Linked DNA regions of Mus musculus: region 1 is linked to region 2. A link is a loop called in an ENCODE intact Hi-C map of the cell type or tissue named here. Cell type or tissue: heart. All regions are shown on one strand. Each heading gives the region's core, and the rest is flanking DNA. Links, peaks and the distances in the headings are about the cores only.

What was found. Peaks named below come from ENCODE experiments on the same cell type or tissue, not always from the same donor. Only the 100,000 strongest peaks of a DNase experiment are listed, where the experiment ranks them.
Region 1: a loop joins it to region 2, with 2.3 times the contacts of the local background. A loop is called at or near these places in 3 of 42 quality-filtered maps.

Annotation. Positions count from the first base shown.
Region 1 is chr13:96,114,022-96,129,395 of GRCm38, forward strand. All of the region lies in intron 1 of Sv2c (synaptic vesicle glycoprotein 2c), which reads right to left. Among named protein-coding and RNA genes, the nearest start is that of Sv2c, 11 kb to the right of the region's middle. In heart, for the core only: no CTCF peak of the experiment used is centred there; no DNase peak of the experiment used is centred there; H3K27me3 peaks cover 834 bases.
Region 2 is chr13:96,169,165-96,184,538 of GRCm38, forward strand. No RefSeq gene overlaps it. Among named protein-coding and RNA genes, the nearest start is that of Gm29543, 44 kb to the left of the region's middle. In heart, for the core only: no CTCF peak of the experiment used is centred there; a DNase peak (open chromatin) is centred at 6,587.

The DNA of each region.
Region 1 (15,374 bases), core at 4,944-12,943, 53 kb before region 2:
AACCTCAGGCTGGGCTAGACTTGCTATGTAGATCAGGCAGAAATTAATCTCCCAGTCCTCCTGCTTCAGCTTCCCAAATGCTTACAATACAGGCATGCGCAGCAGCACCCAGCTTCAAATTTGTTGAAACTCCTGTTACATTCTTAAAAGAATATTTCAAGTCTCTACCCAAACCTATTTATCCTATTTTGTTAAGAAGAAAAGAAAAGGTGACCATGACCCTTTAAGTACCTAAAGACAGACATTAAGTTGTGTGTCTGTTTTCCCATCTCTGCTTAAATTCCAACCCTGTCATTATTATCCTGCAGGAACAAATGCCTTCCCATGGCAGCAACTGGTGAAGTAACTAAAGTTTTGATGATAGTGTTCATTATCTGCTGTGAAAACTACATTTATTTCACTTAGCTGAGTTGTGGCTTATGAGCTAATACATGAATAAATAGCCAGTCTTGACCTCCAGTTAACTCAAGGCAGCTTTACATAAGCCAGGATTAAAAATTAAATGCCATGTGTAATTGACAGCTTCTCTTTTCACGGTTATCCCAATTTTTGAAAGAGATAATAAACATTTGCTAATTTTATAGTTTATTGACAGTATAAATGTTCACCAGGCATTTCACAAATGAAATATCACGGGCAATTTGCTGGCAAGCCTGTGCTTTGAAGACTTTGAGCAATTCAAATTCAAATAAGAGCTGGGGTGTCATTGCTTCTGAGCTATAAGAAATTGGTCTTCCTAAGGAATACACACATGTTGTTGGGGCGGGAGAATTGTGCTTTGGGGTAAATAAGAGAAATACAAATGGCCTGAAACTTATACAAATCCCTCTTGCATCAGTGTGGGGTGGGGGGGATGCCAGTGGGGTGGAGAGACGGGGAGCTGAGCTGCCTGGATGATGGGGCCAAATGGCCTGTGGGTCAAACATCAGCGTGATGGTTGGCCTGAGAAGCTGACACTTGAAGAGGCAGACATCTCGATTCTCAATGCTGTCAGTCAAAGAGACAGGAAAAATGTTATAAAGAGAGTTCCGTGTTGTTGTATGTCAGACAGATTGAAAATCAGTGGTTAGTTCTCCTGTGAATGCAAGAAACCACCCTACCAAGCAGAAAAGCAGTGTGACCAGGAGACCCCGGGAAAGGCTGTTAGCTGTGTTGTGGCTTTCTGAGTGAAGATGTCACAACCCATTGATATTAGCAAGAATAAAGATTCCCCCCACACACACACACACTGAAGGCACTTACACAGAAAGCTAGAAAAACAATGGAAATAACTTTAAAACATCTCCAACATTCTCAATAACTCAGGCACGATACAATCTTTATAAAAAGATAGCTTTATGCTTAGATTTGTAAACTTTATGATACCTAATTTCAAAATCATGTTGAAACTATTTATTTTTCTAAAGCAACAGATGAGGTGTGATAGGAACAGTAATTTTCTAACTTATTTGGGAGTCTCATTGAATAGATCGTATGTTACATCTAATGTCTGACATAGAGACCAACCAATCATTGAAATAATAATAAGATAACAAGAAATAATATGGTAATAACAAGAAGATGCACAATGTCCCCCCCCATCAAAAATTGAGATCAAATGAATTAGTAAACGTTCCCTTAATCTTTGATTAGTTATACAAGTCTTATGTTTAATTTACAACGCTAATCATAAGCTTCTCTCTTCAGGCCTGCTGGTAGGCGGATGCTAGCCTTTATATGGCTTTGTTGATTCAATTTTTTTTTTTTTTAGTTACTGTCTCTGAATACAATCTAAGCTTCTTCTGCACACACATCCACACCCCAAAGGGCCCACCATCATTATGTATTCATTCACAATAATACATGTTCGGGAACACAATTAGCTGTAATGAATTTATCAATAAAAGAGGAGGGCTCTGCCCCAGCAGTAACAGTGCCTGCATTCACAGATAAAGACTGGGCAGTTCTTATCCACACTCCACATGTAGAAAAGAAGGCACATAAGAAGGCATGCTCTCTTCTCTCCTACACCATCCTCTCAAAGCCTTCTGATTTCTTTCTTCGGAATTATCCTTAAATCAGTTTTCGCTGACAGGAAAATCATCCCATCCTCAAATTCATTGATCATGGTGGGCAACTAAACTTGCCATCCATAGCAGTGGCTCTCAGCCTGTGAGACCACAAGATCATGACCTCTATAGAGGTCATATGTCAGATATGTGGCATAGCAGATATTTACATTACTCTTCATAACAGTAGCAAAATTACAGTTATGAAGTAGCAACAAAAATAATTTTATGGATAGGAGTCACCACAATGTCAAGAACTGTATTAAAGGGTTGCAACCTTAGGAAGGTGGAGAGGCACTGCTCTAGAGTCTCTAGTGTCCCCAGAAAATGAAGGCAGGGAATCCCATAGGAAACACTGCTTGACAATGAACTTTAAGAATAGGAGGATTTAAAAGCTCATGCATGTTAGGAAGAAGTCACAAGAATCCACCAGGTGTCTCAGCAGCGCACACTCTCTCTCTCTCCCTTTATTATACACTCATTCATCCAACAGTTTATCTTATTTTTTTATGCATTTCAAGATAAATTGCAGTCATCGATGCCTTCTCCCTCCCCCAGGAAAGATTTTTACGTCTCTCCCTCCCTCCCAATGCCCAATTTACAAATGGCAAACCTAAGATTTGGAGAAAAATGTGCTTGAGTTCTTGAAAACAGCAGTTGTTGAAAATCTAGGGTAAGCAGGTAGGTAATCATAACCTGAGACTTTCATTTGATGATATTTTAAAATTAAGAATAAAAATAAAAGCTGGCTGGTATGGTGCATGCCTGTAATTTCATCACATGGAAGGTGGAGGCAGGGAGATTCAGATTTCAAGGTTAGCCTTGCCTACATAGGAAGTTTGATGCCAGATTAGATTACCAAATTGAACACATACTTTTATTTTTCTCCCCTTCAAAACTTACCTATTCTTACTAAAAAATAATCAGAGACACCCTGAAAAGCTCAAGGCCTTCCCAGCTAAAGCCCCCACCTTCCGTTTCAAGTGGGCTCAAGAGCTAGAGTCATGACAAAGGATTGTACATTCTCTGCAAACACCACTGTCACAGACAAATCTGCTCCCTTCAGACTCAATGCTGATGTGGAAAGACTCCCTAAGCAATAAGCCATTCCTTCCTCATTTCCAACCATATGTATCATTTTATTACATAGCACTAAAATACAAAGAATTAAAAACTGTCCAAAAATCCAAAGACTAGAATAAGTTTTATACTGTCTTATTAAAATCTATTCATAGTTAAAATAACCTACCTTCACACATAGGTTTAAATATTAAGATACTACTTGAATTACATTAAATAACTTTTTAGATGTGAGGGAAAGAGAGATTAGGGCTTTGCACGTGATTGACTGGTAGAAAATGTTCTACCATTGTACTGGCTAGTTTTGTGTCAACTTGACACAGGCTGGAGCTATCACAGAGAAAGGAGCTTTGAGGAAATGCCTCCACGAGATCCAGCTGTAAGGCATTTTCTCAATTAGGGATCAAGGTGGAAAGGCCCCTTGTGGGTGGGACCATCTCTGGGCTGGTAGTCTTGGGTTCTATAAGAGAGCAGGCTGAGCAAGCCAGGGAAAGCAAGCCAGTAAAGAACATCCCTCCATGGCCTCTGCATCAGCTCCTGCTTCCTGACCTGCTTGAGTTCCAGTCCTGACTTCCTTTAGTGATGAACAGCAGTATGGGAGTGTAAGCTGAATAAACCCTTTCCTCCCCAACTGCTTCTTGGTCATGATGTTTGTGCAGGAATAGAAACCCTGTCTAAGACAACCATTGAACTACATCTCCAAATCTCCTTCCCTTTCTTCCTTCCCCCTCCTTCCTCCCTCACCCCACTACTGAGATCGGGTTTTACCATGTATTATTAATACAGGCTGGCCTCAAACATATGACCTTCCTGCCTCGGCTTCCCAAACACTCGGGTTGCAGGGACATGCCATGAAGCCTGGCTCCAAACTATGTTTTCAAGTATGTAACTGAAGAAGATCAGAGATCTAACAAACACCAATTAGATAAAGATGGGTTTCTTCTCAGTAACTAAACACCACAAACAGGTAAATGTCACCTCCACGGATGATGTAGCCTTCTCTTTGTTTAAAAGGAATTTCACTCCTATAAAACATTACACTTCAAGAAGACGCAGACGCTGGTATATTCACATGAAATATACCTCAGTTCTAAGCTCAAACCACTGGAAACTAATTTTTTGAGTGACTAGATGTGTGGTGGGATACTGGAAAGATGCACAATACCTTATGCAGATTGTCATGTGCGTTATAGGTCTTATAGGACTGTGGGCTAAGTGACAGGGTGCCAGTTCCCATGCTCAAGAAGTAATTACTGGCCAGAAACAGCTATTAGGACATACGCAGGTACAGATATGAATATAAAGGTTATTTAGTGCAGTTAATTGGCTTACACGATTATGGAGGCTGAGAACACCAGACCCATGATACAGAATGCTCTGTATGGAATCTAAGTCTGAATCCAAAGCCAAATCAGTAGCCTTGCCACAGGACAAACCAGTGGCCTCGCCACAGGACAGTCTCATATAAAAATGTTTCTTTTTTTCAACTTTTTACTCAGTCTTTAAATAAGTTCTATCCTCATTAGGGAGCACAGCCTGCTTTACTTAAGACTATGGATCCAAATGGTGACCGAATATAGAAATAGCTTCAAAGACACACCCCCAAACAATGTTTAACCAAATATTGTAGCATCCCAAGGCAGCGCAAGTTCCTTGCTACTCAACCCAGTGTTCTCGGTTCCCGAACCACACACACACACACACACACACACACACACACACACACACACACAGCCTTATATTTAATATGCATTAAACAGCTCCATGGCTAGGCACTTCCAAACCTCCCCGCAGCTACAGTCTTCCCTCTGATATTCCTGAATTATTACTTTCTAAAAATGGCCACCCTGGACCCAGGCCTGCAGCCCTCCTGGGCCATGATCCCCGACTCTTACATGTTGGCAGTCTCTCTGTTTCTCTGTCCTGCACTTCTCACGCCTGGTCTTTCTGCTTTCCCAGCATGCCGGTTCCAAACCCTCTTTCTCTTAGTCCCTTGCCCTAAGGTCCCACCTCTGTCTTCCTGCTTAGCCATTGGCCGCCAGCAACTTTCCTTACCAATCGAAGTCAACTGAGGACAGTGACCCTAAGTATCTTACATGAGGGATTCTTGTGCAATTTTGAGAACCCAATTAGCATAATATAAGCAGTAAGCTAAATCCCCAACAAATGGGCACCTAGCCCTCATATTCTACTGAAACAGGAAAAGTTGCTAGACAACTTTTTTACTTTTTAAAGGGTCCTGGATAATTCTACCTCTCTAGGTAAAATTTCCAGAATATCTATTTTAAAATTACCTGAATATTAGGGGCAATTAAGGAAATACAACTACATATAAGAAGCAGGAAGTCTTATAAAATAAATAAGAAAACTGTAATGACAAACAACTATTCAGGAAGTCTAGCAAAAGCCTGGTTAACATTGATATATTTCTTTTTTAAAAATGCCACACAGCATTTCACAGCAAATCTAAATGAGAAGAAACTAAAAACCATAGTAGTCTATATTTCTAAGGATATTGGTATAACAGTAAGAAGAGTCGAAAAAGCATCAGATAAAATACACATGCATTCATTAAAGAATTTCAGCAACTTAGAAACAAAAGAAGCTTATCAACTCTGATGATAATAAAACCATATAAATCCCACTGGTTCTCACCATATTCATTGTGAAATAGTAAATGCCCTTCCCTAAGATTAAGAGCAACAAAAGAATATTATGTCTTTCCATTTCTAGTCAACATTATCCTGAAGCCCCTAGACTATAAAATAAGACAAGAAAGAAAAACCATGCAGACTGAAAGAGATGAATCCAATTAACTCTAATTATAAGTAACTATTATTATACATAAAATACTGAGGAACTTATGAAGGAGGATCTATCAGAACGAATAAATGAAGTTATAAAGGTTGTGGGACACAAGGCTGATAGGAGATTTAACTATGTTTCTTTATACCAGCAGTATAATATAGAAAATTGAGTTTAAAAATAATATGAGTTCTTTTCGCAAATGAGAAGACTCAATAGTCAAATGTGTCAATTCTTTCTAACTTTATGCAGTCAATGTGATCTGGTTAACGCACCCCCAACTATGCTGTGGACATCGACAAACTGGTTCTAAAGTCCTATAGGAAGCCAAATATCAACATACATTAAAGAACAAGACAATATCCATTGTTGTCCTTGTTTGGCTCAGGTTGGGGCAGTCATGTCGGTGAGACTCTATGGGTGTAGCTTCTCTGCTTACAATCCTCAGATATACAACCTCACAGCAAACACTGAGCCTCTCTGGCTCTCACAGTATTTCTGCCTCCTCTTCTGAAATGATCCCTGGGCCCAGAGACCATGATTTTGAAAGGGAACAAGATAGGTCTATGGGAGAGTTTGGAGACATAAAGTGAAGGGAGAAATGATGTAATTATATTATAGTCTAAAGAAAATGAAAAGAAATAATTTTTAAAAAGAGCGAAGTCAGAGAGTACCTTCTACTTGACATCAAGAATTACAACAAAAGCTACAATAATAAAGACAGGAATGCATCGGAAAAAGATCTGGACACCTAGATTGAGAGATGAACTAGAGAGCCCCAAAGATAGGCTTTTTAGTAAATGATAATAGACAATCACACATAGTCTTGCAAAAATAAATCTAGATTTTTAAATTTCTTAACAAAAATTGACCAAATTGGGTCATAGACATAAATACAATAAACAAAAGCTACAAAACTTTTTGAAGCACACAGGGTAAAATCTAACTGACCTTGAGCTTGACAGTGACACTTTAGATGCAAAACTAGAAGTAAGATCCATGAAAGCACATTAGTAAGTTGGACTTAATTAAAATTTAAAATGCTTGAAGCCAGAGTGATGGCTCAGTGATTAAAATCATTTGTTTTTCTTGCTGATGACCCAGGTTTAGTTCCCAGCACTTACATGGTGGCTCACAATCACCAGTAACTTCAGTTCCAGGGGACCTAACACCCTCTGTTGACCTCAACAGGCATCAGGAACACGTATATGCAGATGAAACAGTCCTATACATACAAACAAATAAATAAATTTTATAAAATCAATTATAAATGTTGTTTGTAACTTAAAGTTGTATGTGAGGTGAATGGAGGCAGAGCAGAGAAGGGAGGCTGGGAGTGGGATGTGAGAAGGATACCCAACAGGATGTTCAGGGCCACCCAACAGGATGTTCAAGGCCATCCAACAGGATGCACAAGGCTACCCAACAAGATGCTCAAGGCTACCCAACACGATACTCAAGGCTACCCAACAGGATGCTCAAGGCTATCCAACAAGATTCTTAAGGCTACCCAACAGAATGCTCAAGGCTACCCAGCAGGATGCTCAAGGCTACCCAACAAGATACTCAAGGCTACCCAACAGAATGCTCAAGGCTACCCAACAAGATACTCAAGGCTACCCAACAGAATGCTCAAGGCTACCCAACAAGATACTTAAGGCTACCCAACAGAATGCTCAAGGCTACCCAACAGAATGCTCAAGGCTACCCAACAAGATACTCAAGGCTACCCAACAAGATACTCAAGGCTACCCAACAGGATGCTCAAGGCTATCCAACAAGATACTTAAGGCTACCCAACAGAATGCTCAAGGCTACCCAGTAGAATGCTCAAGGCTACCCAGCAGGATGCTCAAGGCTACCCAGCAGGATGCTCAACAGAATCCAGAACTCTCTAGTAAAGCAGTCTCTTATCAAGGTAGAACCATAGCAAATGCCTGCTATTCTCATGTGGCGACTACTAGCCTTGGGATGAGGTTCCCTCTTTGAAGCAGGAGCTTTTACAGACTTCTTCCAGAAAGCAACACAGTAGCAGCTCTAGAGTACATTTCATTACCAAGATTTATAACCCTGACACAGCCAGGCTTGGAAGAGGATGTTCAGAAATGTCTCAGGGTAAGAGGTCACTCAGCGCCGTAGATCTGGGCTGTTCTGTTGCTGCAGCCCCTGAGGGCTCCTAACCCAGATGATGCAGCAGCAACTGATGTAACAGAGATGTGGAGACCAACAAAGCCCACACCCTAGAAACAGCTAGAGTGTGAATTATACTGCATGCCAAAAATAATAGCTACTCCGACCATCAAGTGATCTGTTCTTTTGAGACCTCTTCCTTGTGTATTCGTATTGAATGGACAGTCTTTACAACAATGCAGAAGAAAATCCCAGGCCCTGGCAGGTCTCTGGATTAAGTAAGTGCATGTTAGAAATGTGTGCTTTCTGCTGACACACTGACATAGAGTAAGGAGAGTCTATTAGTATTTGAGTTGTAGAGAAAGGTTTAAAGCCTTCTTAAAACTATAAAAATCATCTTTGGTTGTATTCACCAACTTCCCCCCTCCCACCCCAGTGTAGCATAAGTAAAATCTCTGTCAATGAAAGCAGTTGTCAATTTCATTTTATTTTTTGAGAGAAAGTAGTTTTATCTTAATTTTAAGAGTTCTTTTCTTTTTTCTTTTTCTTTTTCTCTTTCTTTCTCTTTTTCTGGTGTTCTAACTGCATTTATTAAAGCAGTTGACTGGTTCTTTAGAACAAGTTCACAGAGACTTAGAGAGACAAGCTTCATTGTTTGACAATGGGAGCATCAAACAAACATTGGAGCCATCACAAATATCACTTGTGACTCTGCCATCAAGTGTGGATTCCCCCTTCAAAGCATCTAGTGACCATTTCACAGGACTTATCTGGGGACCTTCAGAAAGCCTGAGGTTTTAGTAAGAGCTTCTCTGTTATCCTAAAGAAAATGCTCTGGGCTTTGCAAAAGACTGTTGAGAGGACAAAAAGTAACTCTACAACTGATAAAGGACTGGTTTTTAAAACGATAATACCACCTCTGAAAGTTCAACAATAAGAAAAAACTCCATTGGAATGTTCAGTCAATAGTTCTGAACAAATACTGGACCAAGAAGATGTGCAGATAACAAATAAGACTACGGAAATCCACCCAATCTCCTGTGCCATCAGAAAACTGTAAATTAAGAGAGCAGTGAGACAGCAGTGTGGAAGTGGCAGAAGCCTGCGTGACTGTGTGGTGTTGCATAAATGTGTCAAGAATCATAATGTCTCAGAGCCATGGAAGTGGCAAAAGAAACAAAAACAAAAACAGCCTCCCCAGATGAGACTCAGAGGTATGGATGGAAAAGACGCTTTCTGGCCAGAGTTTCTACAGTGTGGGTAGAAATTGTCAACCACAGAGGCACCCAAGACTGATCCCCTACGGAGAGCTCCTACTGGGACTAGCTAAATCTGCTCCCTGATTCATCCTTACACCATGAGCACACCTCCTTATTCAGCTGTAAGCAATAAACCTGCTTCCTCATATGTACAAACTAAGCAGGCTGAGGTTCTGGGCTGCAGTTGGTGAGGTCCACAGCTCTATGTTTTGATCAGTTGTGATTTTCTGTAATGGTCTCCATCTGTTGCAAAAAAGACATTTTCTTGGTGAGGGGTGAGGACTATACTATTACGTAGGTATAAGGATGAGTATTTAGTGGAGTGTTTTATAGAACCAAGGATATGTTTTATAGAGCATGGTATAGTGCGGTGGTAGGGGGTGACTCAGTGGGCCCATGTTGAGAAATCCCCCCTTCAGGGATACAAGCCATAGGACTGGTCTAGTATAGAATAGGGTTTATTTGGAGGCATGGGAAGGGGAGTTGAGAAGAGAGTAAAGGCAGAGAAAGACAGAGAGAAACAGAGAGAGAACAGAAAGAGACAGACAGAGAAAGAGAGAGACTGGTCAGGAACATATGGAGAGAGAGGGAAGGGAGGGAGAGGGGGGAGAGAGAGAAAAAAGGGTCAGAGAGTCAGACAAAGAGGGAGAGGCCAAATAGACCCCTTTATAGCAAACCAGGCCTACCTGGCTGTTGCTAGGTTACTATTGAGCAGACCATAGAAGGAATAGTTATTAGGAATTGTGCTGGTTTAGTAAAGTGACACTTGCAGGTTCTCATCCAGGATCCATGACCTCAGTACTTCTGAACACTTGGCTAGGCTTCCAATACTAACCATCATTCTCCTCTTAGTGAGTAGGACTTAAGCCAGCCAGCTGTTGGCTACCACCAAGGCATATGTGCCTCTACTGCCCTAGTCAGGGTTATTGTGCCATACTGGTCATTGTTGTGGTACATCAGTATTCTATGGGTTTCACTCTTGGCTGCTTCCCTGCTTTGGAAGCTTCCATGGAGCCTTCTGGGACCATCGGTCTTCAGGTTGGGGACATTCAGGTCCAGCTCAGATCCTCTGAGTCCTGTGTCTGCCATGCCTAGTGTCTTCAGCAATAGGGACTTAACTTCCCACCTCTTGAGGGGAAAATAAAGGGAAGTAGCACCAGCCTATAATGCTTTGGGAGTATCTTGGGCAACTCTGATTAAAGGTGGGGCAAATAATGCAAAATAAATGCTCTCTCTCTTTCTCTCTCTCTCTCTCTCTCTGCCTCTCTCTGTCTCTGCCTATCTGTCTCTCTGTCTCTGTTTCTGTCTCTGTCTCTCTCCAAGATCTTCTCCAACTTACTCCCCAAAGATGCCAGTTTGGACTTCATTTTTCCATACTTTTAAATGTATCTCAGTTTCTCTTAAATAAAAGCATACCATATCTTCTGATAAACACTTGGTAAATTTTTAATGTTAACATGTATCCAAAGGGTTTCCTGTTCATGCCTGCCCCTTATTTATTTCAATGGCTGTACAATGCTTTGTGATTTGGATGACCCAACTGACCTGCTCAAACTCTGACGGACATTTATGCTATTTATAATTGCCCACTACTGCAAATAATTGACTTCTAATGATTCCTCTCATCTCTGGTAACTCTGATCATGTCTAAAAGGGGGAGATGAAGAGGTCTCCTAGAAACCAGCTCTTTCCAACTGAAAGGAAACTTGGGTGGCACTCTCTACCATCCTAAGATAATAGGGCTGCATCCGAGGAGACAATTGACGGCAAGTACAGAACGCTGTGTCCCTGGAAGTGTCCTCTCACCAGCCCCCATGCTTCCTCACTCTTTTTCTAATCTCCCCAAGGACAGTAAGAGCTCATGGTAACATCAGCAGGTTCTATTAATACCGCACAGAGGCCAAGCCAGTCTAGGCAGTGAAGGCAGCCAGGGAGGTAATACATCACTGACTACAGGGAAGCAAGCCGGGAACAAGAGCCACAGGGAGCCCAAGCAGAGACTGAGGATTCCAAGGAGTGGGGAGTCTTTGAGGAGGCTGATCCTAAGAAGCAGAGAGAGGACTGTGGGTACCATCACAAGTCTCTGTTTCTCCTTGCCCCTGCTGTGTGACCCACAGAAAACCCAGCGAGCATATTAAAACTGAGTCTTTAAAAGTTATGGTTAAATTACTTCAGTGTTCCATGTGGCAGTAATGTGTTTAGTATACATTAACTAGAGCATATAGTCTTGTGCCAAAAACTCATAGAAAGGTTGCCAGAGTCACTAGACCGTCTCTTAGGTGCACACATTCAGAAGTAAAGAAAAATGGCAGAAGGGCATGCTTAGAACTACTAACATGAGTAGCTTTGGGACTGGAACTGGTGTCATTGGTAGAGTGCTTAGCTAGCACATATGAGGCACTAGATTCAAATCTCAGTATGGGGGGGGGGGACAGAAAAAGAATGCCTTTAACGAGAACAGACAGAGCTTGAAGTGACAAAACAGGTCGCCTGTCTATGAGCTGCCAAAGCATTTGGCAGTTCTCTGCAGCAGAGGCTCACAGGTCACATGACCCTGCTGACTAATTTAAAGGAAAGGGTACAACACCTCAGATACTTTTCTTAGGAAATATGTCAACCTTCCAAGATCACTTATTTGTAGACGTCCAAACCTGAATCTTGGAGAAGACAGAATCTTATAAGCAAGTTACTGGGCCCCCATAAAGGCATCCCTGGAACCAGAAACTTTACTTCCTCCACAGTCACAGGGACAATGATGAGATGGGAGACCCATTCATTCCTAAGGAGACTGTGTGACATTGCTCCACAAGCTCACGATGCACACTGGATGCTTACAGCCAGGCGGAGGCAGGCACAGTGCAGAGGGAGGGACAAACACGGGAATCAGGTGTCTGCTGATGTGTTTCAGTCTGGGGAAAAATTATGAAATCTCTGAACAATAACAGGCCTGGGTCATAATAAAATCTAACTATGCACACTGGTCTGGTCTGTGTGCACACACTGTATGTGCATATGCATTATATAATTAGGAGGACCCAGAACCAAAAGAAAGCATGGAACCCCTTGCTTACAGAACCTCAAGAGGCAACAGGACCTCAGTGCACTAAATAAGGCACTCAGAGCCCTTCGAAACGTGATGTACTGTATGTCTGCCTAGGTAGATAGTTCATGATGCAGGCTCAGGGCAGGACTATTCCAGAAATAGACTCTCTTTGAGAACAGGGCAGTTGTAACTACACAGTTAAATCCTCTAGGAACTATTTGGTTGCTTCTGGGAGTAAATTTTGATGAAGAGAAAAGGAGATTCATTCATTAAAAAGGAATGGAGTTCTTTCTTTTACAAAATATGAGATGAGAAGAAAAGGCTTTTTTTTTTTAAAGTCGGCATGCAAAGTAGTACAGAGCCTTTAAAATCGGAGTCTGCCTATGAATAGCTTACTAGTAGCATTTTGTGGCTCTTCACAGACTACCCTAAAAGCTAAACATCATCTTTCACAGCAGGGGAAATGAACGATCAGCAAGGTTCAACAAAGTTCGGACTGGGTGTGGTTACAGTACTCCCTTGCCCTGCTCTGCCCAGCCCCTGTGTGTCATACTTTAGTCTTTTGAGTGTTCTTGAACTTGGGTGGAAGACAAAGCAACGCCATCTCCCCTATCTTGTCCTCAAACTGAAGTTTAGTGAAGGGAGACTGGGATTCGAAAAGATTTTCATTTTTCTTTCCTTTTTCTCTTTAGTGTGTGTGTGTGTGTGTGTGTGTGTGTGTGTGTGTGTGTGTGTATGTGTGTGTGTGTATGTAAGAGAGTGAGAGAGAGAGTTAGCTAGTTAGTTAGCTAGTTAGTTGGTTAGCTAGTCAGTGGTCAACATACCTCCCTCAACCACTCTCCACCTTACTTTTGACATAGTGTCTCTTGCTGAGCTTGAAGCTCATGACCTCAGCTAGGCTGGCTGCCCAGTGAACTCTGGGGATCCCCCTGCCCTGGCTTCCCCAGGTTTACCCACACAAATCAGCACACCCTGCCTTTCACAAGGCTCCAAGCTCAGTGCCCCACATTCGCTCACCAAGCACTGGTGCTAAGTCCTCACCCCAGCTCCTTTCGTTTCAGCTTTTTAATGGTGAGATGAAGGAGCTTTAGACACATCGGCTGCATTTAGACATCGGCTGCATTTAGTAAATAACAGGGCAATGAGACAAGTTTAAAATGTCTCGTGTAAACAGCAAGCAACATTTTAGCGTAAATGCACCTGCTGTGGCTGGGCGTTGTAGTTCTCCAAAGTTCCAGGAGTTTAATCTCCAGCGTGACTGACAGCATTGGAAGTGAAGAAAGTGCTGCTATAACAAGTGGGTTTGTGCCTTATGAAAAGAAGTGAGAGGGAGCCGCCTTGTCCCTCCTGTCATGAGCACTTCTGTGAACAATAGGACTTCAGTATGCTCTGTGTGTAGAGACTCCTTGATCTAGAGCTTTAGGCCCACGTAAATGACTGGGTATACTGGCACGCACATATTATCCCAGAACTCAGAGGTGGAGACAGCAAGATCCATGGAGCTCTCTGGCCAATCTAGCTGAAAGTGAGCCCTGGGGTTACTGAGAGAACCCAGTCCCCAAAACAGAATGCTGGGAACGTAACTGAAAAGACAAGCAACTGGCCTCCATGTGCACGTGCACACACACACCTATACCACACGCACACACACCTATACCACACACACACACACACACACACACACACAGGTGATGGAAGAAAGAAATTGGTACCCTTGTTCATTGTAGAGTGTAATGTAATGTGTTATAATCATAGTGGAAAATAGTGTCACAGTTCCTCAAAAAAGTACAAATATAATTAACACAGGATACAGCAGTTCTACTTCTGGATATATGGTCCAAAGAATTGAAAGCACGGTCTTAAAAGGACATTTGTATACCAAGTTGGAAGAGAACAATTCATAAAAGTTAAAATATGAAGTATCCCAAGTGTCCATAGCTGAGTAGAGCCATGCACACTGTGGGATATCATTCAGCCTGAGTGATAGAGAAAATTCTAACACCTATTAAAACATGGAGGAAACATCTGGAAATTATGACAAGAGAAATAAGGAGATCATAACAAGTCAAATATTACATGATTCCATTTATATGAAACAGAGTGGTCATTGACATAGAGACAGAAGGTGGCCTGGTAACTGTTAGCAGCTAGGGAAGAAAATGGAGCCACCACTCACTGGATGTGGAAGGCGAGAGAAAATACTTCTCAATGTTGGCAGTGATAGTTGCACAACAGCATTAATATACTTATTGTCACTCTAAAATGGGAACAATAATACATTTATGGTGTATATATATATATATATACACACATACATACATATATATGCATATATATAGTACATATATGCATATATATATATTTCACCACAGCTTTTAAACTGGTATCATGTAAAGTAGCACTTCATAACACATCTGCAAAACTAAAAGCTAAAAAGTAATTATTTACCCTGTCTTAATTGTAGAAAGGACAGAATAAACAAAGAAAATAGAATGCTAAAAAATTCAAGCCTTGAACATTGATTAATTGGAATTAGGCTACACATACCCTAAAAGGCACAATATAGAATTCAATGGAGCACTTTCTCTACAAAAACAGAGCTTCATTTAGTAGCCAACGAGTTAATAAAATATTTCTATAGTCTATTTTTTTAATTCAAATTTAAAATATATGTCACCTATCTTTCTATTTCTTGGCATGGAAGATTTTAGAACCAGGAAAGAGCAAACTACCCAACTCAGCCGATCTGTTTGTTTGCTTTATGTTGGTCAATTTGCCCAACAGTGTAAGCTGCCATGATAGGCAATGATTACAAACTGGCCCTCGATGTGCGGGGACTGTGATAAAGCCAAATGGCAGCTTCACATAGCATGAAGACATTTTCAGCAAGGGTTAAACAGTAATTTCAGCCTCTTGGTGCTCTCAGCTGTCTCAAGGAAGACCCTCCTAATTCAATCTGCTGCAAAATTTTATACTGGATTCTCAAGAAAAAGAAAATTTAAAAAGCAA
Region 2 (15,374 bases), core at 2,475-10,474:
CCGTAATGGGTGGAGCCACTGGCAGAGTCGTGACTAGAAAGAATGCTTGAGGCAGTCCTGCAGCAGACATCCCTAAAGAGACATGGCAGATTTCTGCTAGGATTTCACACCACTGTGAAAGACTGGGGTCTGTCTCCGTCCCTAAACACACCTTCAGAGAGGCCTTCTGGGATCAGAGCCCACGTCTTTTCATTTTAAAAATACCAACTTGGCAGCACCGGTTCGTCTGCGAGCACTGTTTTGTTTCTTTCTCATTTTATGTGAACACTGTAGCACTGTGGAGTTCAGCAGGCTGTTAGAAAAAGCTCTCTCGGTTCAGTAAGGAAAGCCTTTCAGAGCCTTTGTTTGCAATAGTGCGTCCTTCAGACAATCACATGGATCGGAACTGCTCTGCCAAGGTTTTGAAACAGATTCTACTCATCTAGTCAGGCACCCTGTGATCAGCCTTGCTCTGTCTTTAAAGATTCAGACCTACACACATACTAGCAACATTATATAGACAGAGCAGGTTGTATTTATATATATAGGTATACATACATACAACATACATATGCACACAGATGTATAAACAATGTGAGAAAATGAGGCCATAAATTTGAGAGTCTGCTGAAGCAAGGGTAGTTTATTGGAGGGGTTGGAAGGAGGAAAGGGAAAATTTAAATTTTTGTTTCACAAAACATAAAAAGACTAATCAACTCACACCTCCTCTGCAAAGCCCTCCACACAACCTTTCCAAATGCGCTTTCTCACTGGTTTCTGTTGAACTCACCTGGACCTTCATCTTAGCTCTTTTAAAGGGTGATAGCATAATACAGTGGTATGGTGGCCTTGGGGTTATAAAACTTTTAAAATAATTTTTATTTTCTTTGAATATTCCATTTTCCCAATTACTAGTTAAGATTGTTTTATTAAGAATGCTTGCGAAGTATCAGACATAGAAGATATATCAAAGACATTGTTCCCCCTATCTTATATCTTCCTTATCCTGTATCTGCCTTATCCTGTACCACCTTATCCTGTGTTCCACATCCTGTATCCCTTTACCCCATAACCCCTTATCCTGTATCCACTTGTCCTGTATCCCCCTATCTAGTACCCCTCATCCTTGTGTTGTCCGCCACTCACCAAGCAGACCAATCCTGGCACTATAGAGAAGAAGACTGAGTAATCGTTGTAAGCACCAGGCACTGGAGCCCATTGGAGACCATCTTGGAGGCTGGATACCAGAGGTGGACATCATGACTGAATGGAACGCATCCTTCTTTCTAAATGAGCTTTCTTCATGAGTAGGATAGCTTGCACCTTAGCCTTAGGTACTCAGGTTTCCAATAAGCAAGTTATGTTAACCAGCATGAGCATTCTAAGATAACACACAGAAGCTGCCAATTCTCCTAAAGTCCTGGGATTAGCTAGAAACCACATCTAGCCATATTCTATTAGGTAAAGCAGGTCCTTATGGGTAGTTCAGGCAGAGAGGGTAGGATAGACACTACATTTGCAGCTTTGTAGGAAAGATAGTCTACTCTAAGTAGAGCAGAGAGTGCAAAGGAGAGACAGGATAGGTTCTCTGGGAGAAGTGAGCCCTGAGGCTGCCTTTGACATAACTGAGACCAGGAGAGAGGAGGACCAGCACTTAGGCCATGCAGAAGCCAAAAACACTCTGCAGCTGGAATAACAGGAATAGGCCAGAAAGCATGAGCCACATGTGACATGCATAGGGATCTCTTGGCAGGGGCATGTATGAACAGACAGGAGACAGGGCAGAAGAGAGCCACCAAAGGATCCTACATGCTACACTGAGCTCCCAGACTTGGGAGGATGTTCTGTAAGTTTTTGACATGCCCTTCACATGTCCTTGAAGCAAGGATTTGGACGTTTATGAAACATTGACCACATGCTGGGTGCTGAGCTAAATATCGTATATACAGTTCATTTCATTTTTACTGCAAATTGGTAAGGTGAGTCTGGTCTTGATCTTATAGAGGGGGAAACTAAAGCTTATGAGTTTGAAGTTCACAATAGTAGACCATCTGGGACTCAGACTTGAGCCTGTTCAAAAGCCTGCATCCTCAACTCATCATCTCTAGTCATAAGTCCCCAGGGACAGAACACTTCAGATATTAAAAGGGACACCTGAGAGATGCACACTGAAGGGCTGACTTGTAGTCAAGATTACCCAACATCCCAAAGGCTCATAGAGAGCAGCAGTGGTGCAGATAACAACGGAGGCTGGAAGAGTTATAAAAGGCAGAATTGAAAAGCCGATATAAGAGCAGATGGATTGACCCAACAGAGCTGCCGCAGGTGGTGGAATGGCTGTTTACGTAAGAAGGCACAGCAAGGCCTGTGGATTTTGAAGGATTCTAGTAAGACAATGCCAGCCTCTCCCCAACCTGTGAACAGTGGCAGGCCTCCCTGAATAATAGTGTGGCTTTGGGAAGAACCAGTGAGGAGCAATGAGGGAAGATAAAGTCCCCACCAGGGTCAGATCAACAGAACCAACTCTGGTGCCCAATCAAGATGAGGAGGGGGTGGATGGCAGATACTATACCCAGCTTATTCTCTCAAGTGCTTCTTAATCTTTCCCTGTCCTTCATAGAACAAGGTTAGATAAATCTGCTGTCTCCCTGCTCTGGCCTCATCCTTCAAGGAATCTTTAGGCCAAAGGCATCAATGTGTCCACCCATTTCAACTCTCTAAGCTCTTGGATCCCAGAATTCCCTTCCCAACGATCCTGGGCATACGTTCAGGATCACTGTGATCCTCGTGACAGGGTCCTTCTCCTACTTTATTTTATTTTATTTATCTATTTATTTATCTCACATTTTGCATTTGTGTGTGTGTGTGTTCATGCGCGCATTCACGTGCATCTGTAAGCCTACTCCAGTAATAGAGTGAAAGTCAGAGGATGACTTGTAGAAGTTAGTTGTGTACTGGCTGGTTTTAAGTCAACTTGACACAAGCAGAGTCATCAGAGATAAAGATGCCTTAATTGAGAAAATCTGAACTCTAAGACCTGGAGAGGATGTAGGCACACTTCTAATCACTGCTGTGCCATCTCTCGCTCCATCATGAGCATTGCTGTTCTCTGTCTCTCGGTTCTTTATTTATACAAAGAGTGACTTGTGCTAGTTACTGTCTTTTCTATGCTTGATTTTCTGCGTACTGAAGAGGGCATGCATGCACTTTCATAGTTATATTTTTTAATAAAGTGTATTTATACTAGATACTATTTGAGAGATTCTAGATGGTTTCTTTAAACCATAGGAACCGACAAATTTAGATACTTCCTCTTTTAGCAAAGCTGCGTCAGGTCTTCTGAGCTCATGACTGAAATACCTTCTGTGTCAATCTTAAGGGTAGAGCCAAGCCCACAACCTCATGGAAGCCACACAGTTCCATGGAGGCTCAGAACTAAACTGTGTGAAGGACCCTGGGCACATTGCTAAAGTATGGATCAATTCTGCACCCATTGCAAAGAATAAAGCAGTATGTGAGGCAAGCAGCAAATGCAATTAATAATATGGTTTCTAATGTCAACTCATTAATTCAAGCTGATTACTCTTGAATGTCACTCTGACCATTAACAAATTAGTATCCTGTCATAATGTGACCTGGGTAATAATTGAGACATTGAATATATTAAATCCTCTGGCAGACTTTTATGGGCTGATTTTTTAATATAGCTTGCACATTTATCAACAGATGCTGGGAGAGGATCCGGGCCCTTGAACAAGAAAAGCAATTTCTTACTTATGGAAACTACGAATGATGGTGGCATGTGCCGATGATGCCCAACAGCAGAGCTGGACAGCTGGACCTGGCAGTATCCAGGAGGTGGTAGGGTATCAGTCAGGGGTTGGGAAGGAGCGGGGAGCCTGTGTGCTGCCACAGCTCAGTCAGAAGGACTCATGGTGTGGGAAGTAGGTGTTATTATGACCAGCAGGGCCAGAGCTGCAGGTTGTATAGTGCGCTGGATTGTACCACATGCTGGAACCATGTAAGCTGGCTGTGAAGGCAGGCACCATGCCTAGAGGAACGCAAGAGCCAGGAACCAAAGCATGATCCGGCTAATGGGAGTTTTGCTGGAGAGCTCCATGCAGTCCCTGTGCAAACCTGGGGATCAGTTAGCCTGTGACATCTGGGTCACATGAAAAACTAAATCTCCAAGTCTGAAAATCCATCAGATTTCTTCTAAATAACTTGAACATTTATAGGGTCTGGTAAGCTAGAGTAGTCTTTACTATCTAGTTTATTTGGAAATGGCCATTCTTTCTGCTATGTATTGTTAAAAAATTTTTTCAAAGATTTGGTTTTTATTTTATGCATAGGAATGTTTTCCTACATTTATATATGTGTACCATGTGTTTATAGTGCCAATAAAAGCCAGAAGAGGCCATTGGAGATTCTGGAGCTGACTTTATAGACGATTTATGAGCCACAATGCGGGTCCTGGCACCCAAACCCAGGTCCCTCTGCAAGAGCTGCCAGTGTCCTTAACCACAGAGCCATCTCTTTAGCCCTCAGTAAATATTTTTAATACCACTCATAGAGAAGCCCCAGATTGGAATCAGCAAAATGTTCAGTGGCTGCCTCTGTTCCAAAAAGAGGTCTATTTCCAAGATAGATAGTCTCTGGAGAGACCCAGTCAGGTAGATTGCATATGCCCAGCTGCGTGGATTTGGCTTCCTAGCTCTCACAAAGTGATGGCCTTGAGCCATGTCCCCATCAAGGGCAGGTCTCCTCTAACGCATGTGACATCACTTTTCACAATGAGTCAGCAGCACTTATTTCTACTGGCCCCTCTCAACGGCTTTGGATGGGTGGGAAAACAATTCATGTTTAGGCAGAGATGTAAACTTTCCCAAAAGAGACTTGACAATGAAAGAAATCAAATCTCTGACCAAAGCTATCTGCCTTTCTAGAAAACTAATCACCCCACTTTAAGTATGTAAATGTCTATTCCTAAGATTATATGAGCTCTCTTGATGGCTATGTATATTAAGAATTAAACCCTTTTTAGTTATGTAAAATTTACTGGAAATTTTTTGTTTGTTTGTTTGTTTGTTTGTTTGTTTTAAGAAGTACTAACCAGTACCCCCAGAGCTCCCTGGGACTAAACCCCAAACCAAAGAAAACACATGGTGGGACCCATGGCTCTAGCTCCTTATGTAGCAGAGGATGGCTTAGTCGATCATCAATGGGAGGAGAGGACCTTGGTCCAGTGAAGATTCTATGCCCCAGTATAGGAGAATGCCAGGGCCAGGAATGGGAATGGGTGGGTTGGGGAGCAGGGGGAGAGGGGAAGGGATAGGGGATAGGGGATTTTCAGAAGGGAAACTAGGAAAGGGGACAGCATTTAAAATGTAAATAAATAAAATACCTAATAAAAAAAGAAATAGGTAATTATAAAATTTCCCCGATCAAATGGCTTCCTTGGGCTTTCAACCCTATGCAGTGATTCCCATTCAAACTGGAGCCGAAGATCACCTGGATGAAAATCTGTCTCCGGAGCTGGGGATCCTATCCAGTGAAACTCTAAAAGTGTTGCTGATATTGAGAGCACACTCACTTCAGGAACTCGCTGCCAAGGCAGACTCTAGCTGATGGATATACACATAGCTCTAGTAAAGGATGACAAATTAAACTCTAAACGGACATTCTGCCGACGTTTACCCCTAATAAACTATGGCAAATGGCCAAGGAAGGACAGAGGCAGACTACCCTGACTATCTTCATTTTAACTCCTGAGCTTATAGGAAAGCCAGGTATTTATTTCCTTCTCCATGAAGTTACATTGTGTGTGTGTGTGTGTGTGTGTGTGTGTGTGTATTTCCCAGACTAATAGCTAATTTGAAGAAATTTCTTTGGATTTTTAAGTCAGTCAACCTCTTTTCTATGCCCATTTTACCCCTGATATCACAGAGCTTTCCTAACAGAAATTGGCTACCTAATCATCACGTTGGATGGAGATGGTAAATGGGACCAAATCCCTTAGAAAAGGTTATATCAGAATCCTGGATTAGGTCTGTAGTTTTAAATTATCTCCTCTATTCACGTCCCACAACCCTAATTGAAAATGATCAAACGTTAATGCTTTGACTGGCTTCCTTGAGACCACACAGAAACCAGGTAGACCTTTTCTTTTTCCTATTTATTTATTTATTGTTCTATCAAATACACAAGTTCTTGGTCACCATTTCACATTCCTCTGGGTTTCCAGCTACAAGCATGTATTATAAACAGTGTTGCAAATTGTGCCTATAGAAGTTCATGGGCTTAATGTCTCAATATAGAGGATAAATTTTGGATGATTTTTTTTTCAAAATTACAGACTTTTAGTAGATGAAATGACATTTTAAAGAATGTTTATTCTAATACATTTTCTTACAGGGAAGAGAACTCCAAAGCAATGGGCTACTTCAGATGTTAGATGGAGCTTCCAAAAGGCCTGTTTCCTACACTGTTTGAATAAACAGCCCTGCAGCTTGCAAAAAGGCATCACGCCATCAGAGCATATTAGTCTCCTGGCTGCCTTGCTCAGAGTAACTCTGCACCTCTTGACTGAATGCTCGCTGGCAGAATTCCCAGTCAGGAATGCCCCACAGCCATCTGCTCTATCTCTGATACCCCTTAGTGTTCCAGCGGGCCAGCAATCTCCCAGCGTGCTACTTGGTTGCTTGAATTACTATAAAGGGGCATTGTAAAAAAGAATTGCTATGTACTCAAGGCGTGTGTTCCGTTTTTATGTTGCGATATTTTATTATCCCTTGCTGCCCTGCATTTTCAAGATGACTTTCCTCTTTATTGTAAACATGCACAGATGGAGTGTAGGATGGGGCAGAGTGAGAAGACTGGCTCCCTGGAGCAGTGCTGAGGGGGAGCCCTCACTGGGGAACCGAGCCTTGTCTTTGCTCTACTCTACTATCAGCTAAAGTTACAATTCTGAGCAAGATGCTCTCCTTTTATCTTGTATTAAATTTTTCCCCACAGAATGGACCCTACAAAATAAAGGGATGGTACTACATCTAAAATCAAATTTAAAAGACAATGACTTATAATCCCGAAATTTATTTATAATACATGTGGAAAAGGATTAATATCTATATTAGTTAGGGTTTTACTGCTGTGAACAGACACCAGGACCAAGGCAAGTCTTATAAAAAAACAACACTTAATTGGGGCTGGCTTACAGGTTCAGAGGTTCAGTCCATTATCATCAAGGTGGGAGCATGGCAGCATCCAGGCAGGCATGGTGCAGGAGGAGCTGAGAGTTCTATGTCTTCATACAAAGGTTGCTAGTGGAAGACTGACTTCCAGGCAACTAGGGTGAGGATCTTATGCCTACACCCACAGTGACACGCCTACTCCAGCCAGGTCACACCTATTCCAACAAGGCCACACCTTCAAACGGTGCCACTCCCTGGTCCAAGAATATACAAACCATCACAATATCCTTAACAAAGAGCTCTGGCAAATTGGTGAAAAAAGAAAGCAGAAAAGCCTCTACCCAATACCCAAGAATAACAATTAAGACAGCCCTTGGTACAAGTTATTCCCTTTGGAATTATTACTCAGAGAGGTCCCATGGACTCCCAAACATTACAAGCTACTGCGACTGCTCATGGTTATAGTTCAGAAATTGACAGCCAAACCCTACTGCTGGGGACCGGGCAGGCTTCAGTCATAGGATGTAGAAAATCAAGCTGGGACAGGACTAAAGCTTTTATCCGATTGGCTAGCTTCCACAGTGCAGGAAAGTGCATTCAAGCTACTAGAGGAGAAAATTGATCATCAGTCATATCCAGACACAAACCTTTTGAGCTATAATAATGACTGCCCAGGAGAGACATACCCAACTGGCGTAATAGTAGCACAAGTATCATGGTAGGAGCCAAACACTTTCTGATTTGATATAAGTTCCATTCCACAGGATGAAACCCATGCCTGGCACCAGTCCCAGGCCAAGAACCTATGGCGAGACAGGTCATAGGCCCTGGGGGGGGGGGGGGGAGAACCCACTATTTTTATGCTGCTAAGTAGCCATGATATTGAACTGATTCTTGGCAACTTACTGTTATTCCCACGGAGCCATGCATCTTAACCTTCACCCGAGAATCTTGTGTTTACAGTAGTTAGTGACCCTCAAGTAGCCAAGGTGCAGAGAGTGAGAGAGTGCAGAATGCGCTGTCTTAAAGGGAACATGTATACCACAATCTTCTTAAAAGGCTCAGGGATCCTTGTGGAAGGGAAGGAAGAAGGAGTGTAAGAGCTTAAAGCAATGGAGGACTACAAGAAACATCTAGACACAGCAGGACAGCCGCACTTATGAGCTCAGTAGCTGTAAAAGCATGTACAAACCCCGTGCTATCCCGGCTAGACCAAACTCCAGTGGGGAGATGTGATGCGAGCCCTAAATCCTACTGCTAGTTCTGGGGATAGTGGCAATCATTAGCTGCTGAAAGAGGGAGAGTAAGTTAGACACGCTCCAACAGAAGTCCACACAGCTAAGAATATTTGGGCAGCACAGATTGGTCTCGAAGGATTTTTTTCCCCCTCTTTTAAGATGGCACGAAGTTGGGAGGGTAGGGAAAATGATTCATTGGGCAAGAGTTAGGGAGAAGTATAACAAAAATACAGATGGAACTCTCAAAGGACCAGGAAAACTAGGTACAATAGGCAAAATAGGTACAATAGGAAAGGATAAGTCTAGGTCTATATAAGACAATAGACTATTGATTATGATTATTATAAGAAAACAAGTCCCTTGTTTCTAAATATGAATCGTTATGAATTAGCAAGACAAATGCAAATCAAAGTCATACCAGGGCATCATTTTTATGCACCTAACAACAATGTGAAGAAATATGATTATTATCTACTGCTGGTGAGAGTAGAGCAATACTTGAGACATTGTGGTGGCAGGTGAATTCTTACAGGCTATAAAGAGGCAACCTGAGAGTGCTCTGCCAGTCTTACTTGTACAAATCTGTCCTAGAAAAACAAAGCACTCCTATTTAAGGGTATGTATATACTGTTTGTTATTGAAGAGTAAAGGAAAAGCAAACGTAGGAAATACCCTGAGAAAAATAAATCAACACCGAGACAGGAGTGGCGGAATCATAATGCTAGTGGCTCTCAGTGAGGAATATTTTCTCCTCAGAGGAAATATCAATGATGTTAAGGTTGAGAAATCCATAAATGTATATTTAAAGTGTGTGTGTGTGTGTGTGTGTGTGTGTGTGTGTGTGTGTAAAATGCTTGTGTCTATAGGAAAGTAAGGAACTATCTATAGCAACCCAACAGCACTGCCTACGTTGAGGAGAAGCACGGGAGATAGATGGAATGGTGTTGAAGGAACATGCCCTGCACTCACTCACAGGCATGCATGCACACATTCTTTTTTGTTGTTTTTTGTTTTTGTTTGTTTGTTTGTTTCGAGACAGGGTTTCTCTGTATATCCCTGGCTGTCCTGGAACTCGCTTTGTAGACCAGGCTGGCCTCGAACTCAGAAATCTGCCTGCCTCTGCCTCCCGAGTGCTGGGATTAAAGGCGTGCGCCACCATGTTCCTAAGTCACCAGTAGCTAAGTCAGAAGTCCATTAGACTCTGTTGTAATAATCATGTCTTCCTGGTCACATTTGAGAGTTCTTGCATCAAGTACCACGCATCTAATGCATCTAAATATTTTAAAAGATGGTGGGTTCCTCCCTTCAAATCCGTACAAAGGATCTTGTAGCATAGGGAACCTTTTGTTGCCTTAATTAGACAGCAAACGACTGCTCAGAGGGAAGTACAGTTGCCCAGAGGCTCTGGGCAGTATTAATAGAAGTCACCTGAAGGAATCAGCTAAAAAAAGATACAGTGGTTTTAAAACATAGAGGAAAGAAACATAATTTATATGTATTGATTGACTCCAAAATTTGAACCTGGTATCTGCAAGCATTAGATGTCATTATAAATCAGCCTTCTAAAACAGTCAGCGGCGATGTGGGTGAGCATGGGGAATAGCAACATTTGCAGTGTGCAAGCCACCGCCCCGTGTGTCCCAGTCGCACGCTTCGGCACTGAACTTTCCAGTGACAGGATAATATGTGATTTTTAAAACTGAAAAAATATAAATAAAAATAAGTATAAAATAATAAATAATTTAATAAATACAGTGTCACAAATTTTATAAATTTTAATTTTTATAATTGTATATAAAATACAATTGTATATAAAATGAGTGGAAATCTGCAGCTGATGGGGGTGAGGAGGTGGGGGGCATCTCCAGGACGAGGAAGAGACCTGGGATAAGGGAGGCACCCAAGAATCAATGGGGATGACCTTAGCTGTGACTCACACTACTGGGGATATGGAACCCGAAGAGGCTACCTCCTGTAGCCAGGCAGGAACTCCAGTGGAGTGATAGAGACAACACACCTACAAAACTTTCAACCTAAAATTTATCCTGTCTACAAGAAGACTAGGCACAGAGGATGGAGCAAAGACTGGGGGAATTGTCAACCAACAACTGCTCCAACTTGAGACCCATCCCATGGGCAAGCATCAGTCTCTAACATTATTAATGATACTCTGTCATGCTTGCAGGCAGGAGTCTAGCGTGGCTGTCCTCTGAGAGGCTCCCCCAGCAGCTGACTCAGACAGATGCAGACACTCACAGCCAAACAGTGGATGGAGCTTGGAGACCCTTATGGAAGAATAGGACGAAGGATTACGGGCCCCTAAGGGGATAGGAACTCCACAGGAAGACTAACAGAGTCAACTAACCTGGACCCTTGGGGCTCTCAGAGTCTGAATATCCAACCAAAGAACATACATGGGCTGGACCTAGGCCTCCCTACACATATGTAGCAGATGTGCAACTTGGTCTTCAAGTGGGTCCTGGACAACTGAAATGGAGGCTATCCCCAAAGCTGTTCCCTGTGTGTGGAATATGTTCTTCTAGCTGGGCTGCCTTACCTGGCCTCAATGGGAGAGGAAACACTTAGCATCGTAGAGACTTGAAGTGTCATAATACCTAGGGGAGATCCACCCACTTAAAGGAGAAGGGAAGAGGGTGGAAGAAGGATTGTAGGAAGGGGTGACCAGGAGGGGGACAGTGAGCGGATGTAAAGTGAATAAAAATAAAAATGAAATTAAATTTTAAAAGTTATAAAACTGGGAGTATAAAAAATATTTAAATAAAAATAATTATAAAATTTAGTTTTATAAATAAAATGTTATAAATTTTATATATTTAAAATTTTATAATTTTTATAATTGTATATACATTTTATAATCTTATACATTTAAAATATAAAATATAAAATAATTACAAAAAAAATTTATAAAAATTAAATAAAAATAAATAAATAGCTTAAGACATATACTTATTTTCCATTCAGAAAGACTTGAGAATAGCAGGCTTTTCAGCGATTGCCCATGATAGTCTAGCCACTGTGAGAGTTAGATCTTGCTATGTTTGGCAGCCTCACGCCTTCATGTCTAAGTGAAGATGAGGTCACATAGAAAAGGATTAGATCTTTGCTCACGTGGAGGAGAGAGGGGAATTAATACGGAACGAAATTGGCAGGTGACATGGTGACGAATGCTCTTGCCCGCCAGCTGACTTTGTTGTAATAGACAGTGGGTGACAGAGAATTAGAGCAGTGTGGAGCCGAGGCTGGGTGTGGCCATCCTGAAGTGTGCACGGATCTATTCTAGTGCCTGTCACGCATGGGAGCCAGGTTCTTAGGATGCCCATATAACATTTAAGGCTGAGAGGGCGTCTGTTAATGCACCAGGCGTGCTGAGAGAAGAAAGCCATCCTCCAGTGCACAGAATGACACTCGTGAGCATTTATTGAATGCAGCTGTGAGGTATTGCACCATGGGGAGCAAGTGAGTGGGGAGAAAGGCATCCGAGTGAGCGCCCAGCTCCCACACTAGCCTTGCCCTGCTGCAAAGTGGTATGAGATAATTCCCTGTAACCCAGGCTCCTGGTTTTGCTCAATGACATTATTAATGCCAGCCCTGCAGACTGGGGACTAGAAACTAGATCCAAGAACAGTGTAGGAAGACACAGCACAACACTGATAATTTCAATGGTTTTTTTTTGTTGTTATTTTTTTTTTTGCGATGTTCATTTTGATTTTAAGACTAAGTCAAGTAATATCTATTTGCCAAGAAGATTCTGATATAATCGAAGGTCAGGTAAAAGCTTTCATCCTAACTCAATACCCCAGCCATTTTTGCGTATGAAGGTATGAGGCTAAAATCTTCCCTGTGATTAATGGGGTGAAATGTACTATAGAACAGGTTCAAATGAATCACAGTAAAATATCCTTTCAATTATAGATAACTTTCTGAGGAAAGAAGAAAAACTGATGTTAGCAGATAAGTAAATACATAAGGGAACCTGACACTTTCCCATATCACTTGTCATTTCATAGTTTCAAATTAAGCTCAGCTCCCCAATATCAATTAAACCCTTACAGTGTGAAGCACGTTGCTGCGTATTGGGAACGGTGAGATAAACGGAAAGCGAGACAAAGATGGGACATTAGAGTTGCCGTGGAAGTGGCTGACAGGATGGATAAAAATTTCTCTGTATCGTGGTAATTGAATGGGGGCACGAGTCTATTAATATCAGAATACAATTTGTTTCTAGAATGGGCGTTCATTTATTATGATCAGACGCTTGCTCTTGCACTGCTGGAGATGCTGCGTCGGACTCATGTGGCTCACATATTCAAGTCAAGAAGGCTGGCACTCTTTCTCTCTGTTGCTCTTCCATATTTGTTTTCTCTGTCTTCCCTGACAGTTTCTCCCGAAGGAAGACAACCAGTGCTCGCCTATCTCCTATCAGTCTTTGTTCTATTACCATGTTCTTAATGGAAGGTGTGTGCTCACACCTCCATTTCTCTCACCCCATTTACCTTTCAACATACAACAGTCTGGATTCTGCTCTTACAATACATCAAAAATTCCTCTACGATTGACAAATGGTTGGCAGATCACCATATGCAGTGATCTCTCCAGATCTACAACATATGCAAGACCTTGACAGTACTGGCAGTGTCTCCTCAAAACTCACAGCTCCACAACCTTCAGTTCTTCTTCCTACCCTATCACCAGGGGTTGAGTTCAGAGCCAGTCAGGTGTTCTACCACTGAGCAGTATCCAGCCCTGGTTTACAGTTTATTTCTATGTGGGGGGTCTCACCAAGTGACCGAGGCTGACCTTGGTCTTGAACTTTTGATCCTTCTGCTTAGGCTTTCCAAGTCACTGGGATTAAAGGTTTATTCCAGCAGGTCAGGCTCTCTGTCTCCCTTACCCACTATAAGTGACTGACACACTGACCAGACTTTCCATTGATCAGGCATCTCCTTACACACTTACACCATTCCTGTTAGAGGCCTGATACTCAGCAGACATCTAACACACTTGCACCATTCCCACTACAGACCTCAAATCCCGGAGAGCCTTCATTTCACTCACCAATGCTTCGTGTTTCACACTTTGTTTTCTTCTAACTAAAATATGTTGGAGACACTGGCTAGTTTTATTTCTCTAGCTGACATATAAAGTTTAGATCAGTCTTCAGACCACTATACATCAGCTTTTAAAGGTTCTTATGGTCCTTGTACAAAAAGGATTTTTTCCCTTGGAAGTGACACCCAGAGTTCTTGTATAATCAAACACATCAATGCCTTTCCTTCCTCCATCCCCCGACCATCTCTGTCTCAACGTTGCTTCTCAGTTGCATCCTCAAAATAGCCAAGTTAAGGAAAGCTGTTTTATCACTGGAACGTTATTGGTAATTCAACTATTGGCCCCCAAAATGTCAGACTTAATCTTTATGATTTCTATGTTGGACTTAAATATTCAAATATCTAAATGATAGGGTGTACATAACACTTATAATTCATGCCACTCCACAAACACCCTCTCAAACAATGCAAATTTTGCTATTTTGATTGTTTGGGGGAAAAAACTTTTCTCTTATTATCATCATTAGGAAGTTTACAGAAACCAGAATTTGAAATTAGAAGGGAACTATGGTATATGATTATTGTTTTTCTTACTGAAAATGGGGGGTGTCCATTTCTCCTTCAGCTTGCACTTTGATGTTAGAATGAAACAGAAACTTAAGGTTCATTTCCAAGGAAAGGTATGTACTAAAATAAAGAGAACAGTGGCCACTATTCAATCATGCATGGGAAGGTTTATTCTGACCTACTAAGGAGTTTTCAGAAGCACTGGGGTATCTGAGGTAAGAGTTTCTTGGATGAATTTTCAGGAAATTCTTGAAGCCATGTGTGGTGGTTTGAATAGGAATGGCCTCCATAGACTCTGTGTGTGATGCTTGGCCCATAGGAAGCAGCACTATCAGGAGGTGTGGCCTTGTTGGAGTGGGTGTGGCTTTGTTCAAAGAGTGTCTTTGCTCACACCCCACCCTTCTGCTGCCTGTGCATCAAGATGTAGAACTCTCGGCTTCTTCTCCAGCACCATGTCTGCCTGCCTGTTGCTTCCCACCATGGTGATAATAGACTAAACCTCTGAAAACTGTGAGCCAGCTCCAATTAAATGATTTTTTTTCTTTATAAGAGTTGCTTAGGTCGTGGTGTCTCTTCGCAGCATGCAGCACAACTGGGAGACCCAGGAACCTACTGTCTACTCAACAACTGGAAAACAACTGGCTCCAGAACAGAGCTGCCCCTGTCAATCTGAAACCATGAGACTTTTAAAACACAATGAAACACACGGGCAAAGCAGATTCTTCCCGCTTACCTCCCCTGACCCACGAGCTTGGGAGCAGATACCAAGACTATGATCTCTCCAAACAGCTCCTCAGCAAAGGTGGCAGAAGTACTGGCTTCCTCTCATTGCCATGATTGACATCTGAACAACACCCAGAGCTTTGCTGCAGGGTCTTCAAGGGATGAGGTGGGTTTTGTCTTTCCTATGATCCTCTTACTCTCTCAACAGGATACTCTAAAACAGATCCTAGAAGCAAGTGGCTACAATCGGATGCTAAATGGTTTTTGCATTACTTACATAATGAAGTTTCAGGACAAACTCGGCCACACCATGAAGATTAATGAAGAAATGCCCAAGTCCTACTTTTTTAAATTAAATTCTATAGATTTTTTTGAAAACAAAAATTAACTCATTATTATTAATAAAGCCCAAGACACTGAAGAATGGAAGTTTCATGTTGCATAGTTTGTGGGAAAGTTACACAAAGCTGAAGGTAAAGCTAGGAGCCTGGGCTGGGAGATGAAGGCGATGAGTGTGGCCCAGGCCTGATGTCAAGTTCATGCTTCATGATGAAATTACAGGGAGTGATTTCTAATCGAGTGAAATAGAACTGCCTCTCCATAATGAG